2 separate regions of the Mus musculus genome follow, and region 2 is linked to region 1. A link is a contact called in ENCODE POLR2A ChIA-PET data. All regions are on one chromosome and are shown on one strand. Each heading gives the region's core, a stretch centred on a gene start or an enhancer-like site at or near the end of the contact. The rest is flanking DNA. Distances are from core to core; before and after follow the strand shown. Region 1 holds the start of Fxr2 (fragile X mental retardation, autosomal homolog 2). Region 2 holds the start of Tnfsf13os (tumor necrosis factor (ligand) superfamily, member 13, opposite strand).

What was found. ChIA-PET counts read pairs that join two places held with the same protein, here RNA polymerase II (POLR2A).
Region 2: POLR2A ChIA-PET joins it to region 1 with 16 read pairs in embryonic stem cell. The contact joins the promoter of Tnfsf13os here to the promoter of Fxr2 in region 1. POLR2A ChIA-PET finds 5 or more read pairs at or near these places in 4 of 5 experiments (Patski and embryonic stem cell).

Annotation. Positions count from the first base shown.
Region 1 is chr11:69,631,443-69,634,444 of GRCm38, forward strand. Fxr2 (fragile X mental retardation, autosomal homolog 2) reads left to right here and starts at 1,529. Exons shown (of 17, transcript NM_011814.2): 1 at 1,529-1,956. The coding sequence starts at 1,876.
Region 2 is chr11:69,680,313-69,683,445 of GRCm38, forward strand. Tnfsf13os (tumor necrosis factor (ligand) superfamily, member 13, opposite strand) reads left to right here and starts at 1,720. Exons shown (of 3, transcript NR_166809.1): 1 at 1,720-1,835. Senp3 (SUMO/sentrin specific peptidase 3) reads right to left here and starts at 1,658. Exons shown (of 11, transcript NM_030702.4): 1 at 1,351-1,658; 2 at 1-538. The coding sequence starts at 527. It overlaps Tnfsfm13 (tumor necrosis factor (ligand) superfamily, membrane-bound member 13), which reads right to left. Exons shown (of 13, transcript NM_001159503.2): 13 at 2,265-3,032. The coding sequence ends at 2,923. It overlaps Tnfsf13 (tumor necrosis factor (ligand) superfamily, member 13), which reads right to left. Exons shown (of 6, transcript NM_023517.2): 6 at 2,265-3,032. The coding sequence ends at 2,923.

The sequences.
Region 1 (3,002 bases), core at 279-2,778:
AAATGAGAATCTATTACCAGTGTCAAATGAACGTGGAAGAGGAAGGCAGGGCTGGGGGAGGAGGAGGAATCTCCCTTTCTTGGTCACAGAGCTCTGGTTCATCCCACTGTGGATTTGATAATCTCCCAGAGACACGTGGTCCTTCAAACTCCTGTACCATTGGGCCGCTATCAAGTTCTTCAAGTTTCTGATGGTGTCATCTGTGTTGCATTTAACCCTGACTTCCTTTCCAAGAAGGTTGTTGTTAGCAGCCTCAATCATTGTGGTGGCAGCTTAAATCTTGACGACACAACCTGTAGTTTGAACACTGATCCTATTTTATTTTGTTAAGTATTTATTTAATGTATATGAGTACACTATTGCTGTTTTCAAATACACCAGAATAGGGTACCAGTTCCCATTATAGATGATTGTGAGCCACCATGGGGTTGCTGGGAATTTAACTCAATACCTCTGGAAGAGTAGTCAGTGCTCTTAACCACTGAGCCATCTCTCCACCTCACACCCCTTATTTTTACAAAAAAAAAAAAAAAATCTGTTATACGTGTGGGTGACCACGAGTGATGTTATATGTATGATGTTCAGGAGACAACTTGCAGGAGGATATCTCCTTCCATTTTGTGGTCTAGGAATACAATTCCCGTTAAGCTTCGTATTCGAGCCATCTCTCTCTCTCTCTTTTGTTACTCCATGACAGTTTTTCCTGTATTGAATCCCCTCAGAATTTATGCATCAAGTTATGTGGCATTTTGTTTTTCATACGGCACTAAATTTACTAGAATACTAGTCAACTTAGGGCAAGCATGGTAATGACATGGCTGTAATTTTTGCACTTGGGAGGTGGAGGTTGGAGGACCTATTCAAGGTCATTCCCCCACTACCTAGTTAGTTCATGGTCAGCCTAGGACACAAGAGACCCTGTCTCACAAAACTTAAAAAAAAAAAAAAAAAAAAAAAAAAAAAAAGTCTACTTAAGCCAACAACAGTGACTCTTGATTCTCCTATGGATGCAGAGAGTCAACACATGCGCATGGACACCAAAGCCCAGCGCCTGCGCACTGGGCAGTTTTTGCCTTTTGGTTCCCCCCCCCCCCCCCTTTTTGGAGTGTGCGCACCAAGAAAGACAAAGGTGGTGAAAGTGACCAAGCAGTCATTCGGGCGCATGCCCATCCCTAAATTGCCCAGGCTCCATGGGGCTCACTTTGTGGAGGCGGAAGTCCAATCCGATGCAGCGAGCGCGGCCCCCCTCTCCCTTTGATTGGTTTGCTTCCAGTGTTGTGGGGCGGGGAAAGGAAGGGACAGGGACAGTGGAAGGTTGGAGTGGTACAGAGAGCGTTCGCCTCGTTCTGCGCAAGCGCAGAGAGGCGACCAGGAGGGGGCGTGAGAGAGTGCAAGAGAATGTGGAAGCCCTGACGCGCTGGCGAGCGGGAGCTGGGTCGCTAGCCTAGACGCCTGCGCCTTGGCCCTCCGGCTCCGCGCGCGGCGGGCGGGTGCCCTGTGCGCCTGCGCAGTAGGCGGCGGCAGCAGGGGGAGGTGGAGGCCGTGGAGCGGCAGCGGCGGGTCCCGGGACCGAGGCAGCAGCGGGGGCGCCGGCGGGCGGAAGCTGAGGTGACGAAGGCGGCGGCGGCGGCGGCGGCCGTTTCCCTCACGGTGGCGGAGACCAAGGCAGCGGCGGCGGCGGCGGACGGGGAGCGGCCCGGCCCCGGCCCCCTGCTCGTCGGCTGTAGCAGGGCCGCCGTGGGGCCGGCCCGGCTCCCGCCCCCCGCGGCTCCCCCTCCGGCTCCTCCTCCAGGGAGACGCCGGGGACCCGGCCCGGCCCGCACTCAGGGCTCTGTTTCAGCTGCTGCCGGGCCAGTCGGAGGTGGTGGCGGCGCCATGGGCGGCCTGGCCTCTGGGGGGGATGTGGAGCCGGGACTGCCCGTCGAGGTGCGGGGCTCCAACGGGGCCTTCTACAAGGTGAGACGGCGCGTCGACCCGGGCCACCCTCCTTAGCCCCCTCCCCCAGCCGAGGCAGGGAAGAGTGGAGCGGGATCGAGTTTCTGGAGCTTGGTCTTGACCCTTAGAACCTTCGACCCACGTTCCCACTCGAAACCCTCCCGTGGCGATCGTGGGAGTTAACCCTCGTGCTTTTATTTTGAGCTCGCTGTTACACCTGCTTTTATCAGCTGAAAACATGGCCATCAGGTCATTCCTGTGCGGGGATGGGAGCCCCGGGTCCCTTTGGAGAAAGCCCTTTTCCTAGCTTCTAATCGACTTTTCTTGTTTTTTTTTTTTTTTTTTTTTTTTTTTTTTTTTTTTTTTTTTAGTGTAGGCGATACTTCAGCTTTTAATCACATCACCCCTGCAGCCCAAGCACATGGAGGATTCGCATTCTTTTCCTACATGACCCCCTTGGGAAGGTCCACTGTCCCACATTAGGTCTTCAGGGAGCCTTCTGCCTACTGGCTCTAGACCATTTGCTCAACTTTTGGTCTTAAATTCCTGTTCCCAGGCTGACAAGAAATGGTCAAAACCCATCTGTGTTATTTAGCATTAGCATCTTTGGCCTCAGGTTTTTATCAGCCAGCCATAAAGTGGATTTGTTGGACAAGTTTGTCACCCACCACACCTATATTCCAAAATCACCTATGAGGGATGGATTCACGCTTATCTCTTTGACTCTAGATATATTTAGGTCATTCCTCTATCTTCTTGGTAAGTTTAAGCTTCACTGTCTCTCAAAGGCCATCTCAACAAGTTCTTATTCTAACAGATTTCTGCTTGTTGACAATCCTTCTGGAAAGAAAAAAAGTATCTTTCAGAATTGCTTCTTTAATCAGCTTTTTCTTTGCCTAAGATTTGATTCCTGTGAACTTTTTTAAGGGGTGTGGTTGGGACAAGATCCCCTCCCTGGCTGCACTTGAACTCTTCCTCAGCCTAGGATTACAGCTCTGGCGTTACTGGTTGAGCCACCATGCCAGACCAGACTTTTGTTTTTTCCTTCTTTCTATCCACCACCCACC
Region 2 (3,133 bases), core at 470-2,969, 49 kb after region 1:
GGTGATGGCACCTGTGGCGTTGCACCCCCTTCCTGGGGTGAGAGATGGTTCTTGGGGTGCGCGAGGTTCCGCCGCCGGCCTCGGTGGCGCCCCCAAAGCTTCCAGTGGAATGTCAGCGAGGTGCTTTTTGAGTAGAGCAGCATCTGGAAGGCTCTCATGGCTCGGCGCCGGCGCTGTGAGCAGGTTTTTCTATGAGAGGGTCGGAGAGCTCGAGAGCGCTGGGAGGCCCCCAGTTGGCCCCACCTAGGGGGTAGCCTCCAAGCTGCTACTTCCTCCTCATCTTCCTCCTCTTCCTCTTCCTCTTCTTCACTAGCTGAGGCATCAAAAGATGGCCGGGGGGCAGGGAGGCGTCTAGTTGGCACTGTGGTCCCAGACCCAGGATCTGGCCCAAAACCACCACCGGACTTGAGCCGGGGCTTAGGGGGTAGGGGCCAACGAAGACGCTCTCGCCTGGGATTTGAGTAAGTGGTGCCGGGTCCCGGAGGCTCAGGCCCCCAAGACCCGGTCCCCTGTATAGTCTCTTTCATCTTTCAGTACCCTGTAAAACAAAAGTTTGATTATCCAACTGAGGACACCCTACTCCTTTCTCCAAGATCGGAACTGTTCTTCAGCATTGTCCCTCTAATCTCAGATACAGCTAAAGACAAATCTAAAAACTCATAACTTCAGCTCTTCCCAGCCAACCTCGTCCAGAAGGAACTGACTCTGCCATCATTTCGTCCCTTGTCCAGGTAGAGAAGACAAAAGAAAATGACTGACTGGTAGGCCTTAGATATTTTATTTTTAAGCTCTTTGGGTGAAACCCAGTATTTCCAGGCTCAGCTTTAATGCTACTATGGATGTCCTTGGGACAAGTCTGAAGGCTGTTTTGCTAAGAGAGATGGCTCAGCACAGGAACCCAGACACAGGTACCTGGGAAGACAACTTTCACCAGGAAAACTTTGGTCCCCTGTGGGAAGTTCCCTTTCGCCCTGGAATGATATGGGGGTAGGGGGGGAACACACACGTCTCAGGTATGGGGGAGGGTGGTGCGAGGGCAATGGCTCAGGAAATGGAGTGATGAGAGGAAACGTTGAAGAAAACTGCAAGCGAACCGAATCGGTGCTTAGCGACCGAATTAAGGAGATGGGACAGAACGGAGCCGTGGGGGCCAGGCAGACCGGCCCCTCTCCAGTCTTCTCCCAGGAGACCTGATCGCTTCCCGGCCCCAGTATAGTTTGAAAGCTCGGGCGACTCGGCACACAACAGTCTTAAGTCCTTTAAAGGGCTTCCTGGGCCCAGTTAGGTGCGAGCGAAGACCAGAAATGGAAGAGGCCACAAGGGCGGGGGGAGGGGAAGGGGCGTCCTCACCAGGAGCGGGGAAGCCGGGCACACGGGCCCCAAGGCGGCTGTCTCCGACTTAGGCTTTCCGGCTCATCTTTCGGACGGCGGCGACCCCGCCACTCCTGCTATCCTCAGGCGGAGCCGTCTCAATTCACGAAGCCAATGCTCGTGCCGCCCCACTGCGGCCGCCTCTAGCGCGGCTCTAGCCTCCACCTCCACCTCCACCTCCAGCACCGCCGCCACCCCTCCTCCTCCTTCCCCTCCCGCGAGCCCCAGGCCCACCGCCGATGGCGGCGCGCAATTAGTGCGTCACACCCGGCGAGCAGCGCCGGCTCGTGCTCAGTCCCGCCTACCTCAGCGCGTCTAGGCCACCGGACGGTCCCGCCCTCGAGCTCTACGCGGAGCCGAGCCTGCGCACAGTCGCCTGGCTTGCCGCGTGTGGCAGTCCCACGGCTCGCTCTTTTACGCCTGCGTGTCGCGCCTAGCCTCACGCTCTACGTCGCAGCCACACGGTACTCCCTGCTCTTCCGTGGCCTGAGCTTTGGGTGATCTAGTGGGCTTCCCAGTGCATGGCCAGAATGTCAGGGGCCCCGCAAGGATTGGACCAAAGCTAGGCGCTTAGGAAAACGGAGGCCGAACATTGGGTTTTGAGGGCTTTGTTTTTAAAAACAAACAAACAAACAAAAAACAGCTGGGCGTGGTGGCGCACGCCTTTAGTCCCAGCACTTGGGAGGCAGAGGCAGGCGGATTTCTGAGTTCGAGGCCAGCCTGGTCTACAGAGTGAGTTCCAGGACAGCCAAGGCTACACAGAGAAACCCTGTCTCAAAAAACGAAAAAAGAAAAAAAAACAAAAACTTTAAGCAGGGCGTGATTAAATAGTGAGACACGACCGGTGTGCCAGGGCGTCCAGTACATACAAACTTCCCGGATACCAGTCTGATCGTGGAGAGCCTTTCGTTTATTTGTTTGTTAGTTTGTTTGAGACAGGGTCTCACCATTGTAACCCCTGGGTGGCCTGGAACTCACTATTTAGACCAAGTTGGCCTCGAACTCATCGAGATCTGCCTCCCGAGTACTGTGATTTAAGGCGTAAAGCTCAGTGCCCAGCTCGGAAGTGTATAGGAGAATGGGGAGGATGAATGGCATGCATATCGAGGCACCTAACATATATCTTTTTCTAGATAGTAACAAGAATTTGGACGCAATAGGTGAAATACTGAAAGCCGGGCTTCTTGTTAATTGAAGCAGAGGGTACTTGAAGAGTTGGATAAGGTTTTCCCTAGCAGAGACCATAGTCTTTCCTCAACCTGCCGCTAGATGGTGCTGCTGTTCTGGATGCATTCCAGTGGACAAGGCTTGGCACAGTGCGCAAAACCCCCTTCGCACACACAACAAAAGAATTTGGGGCTGTGTGGGAGATAAACACAAAATATTCTACTTTTTTAATATCCATGGAGTCAAAGCCCAGATAGTGGGAGCGGGAAAGGCAAAGGGAGGAACAACAGTCAAGGCAAAGCCATGGAGAGCTGTTCTTGACCGTTCCTTGTCCTTTGTCTAGCCAGTTTTTGGAATGGGAAATCCCCACCCCCTTTATAACAATCATAGTTTCACAAACCCCAGGAATGTTCCATGCGGAGAAAGGCTAAGTTTTGCGTTTGCCCGTGGAATTTTGACAGTGATAATATCCCCTTGATGTAAATGAAAGACACCTGAGGGTGGGGGAAAAAAACATTTCAGACGCTTCGTTCTGCCTGCTCCAGCCCCTCCTCCATTTTGATTTTATGTTTTCAGTTTTTTGTTGGGGAACATG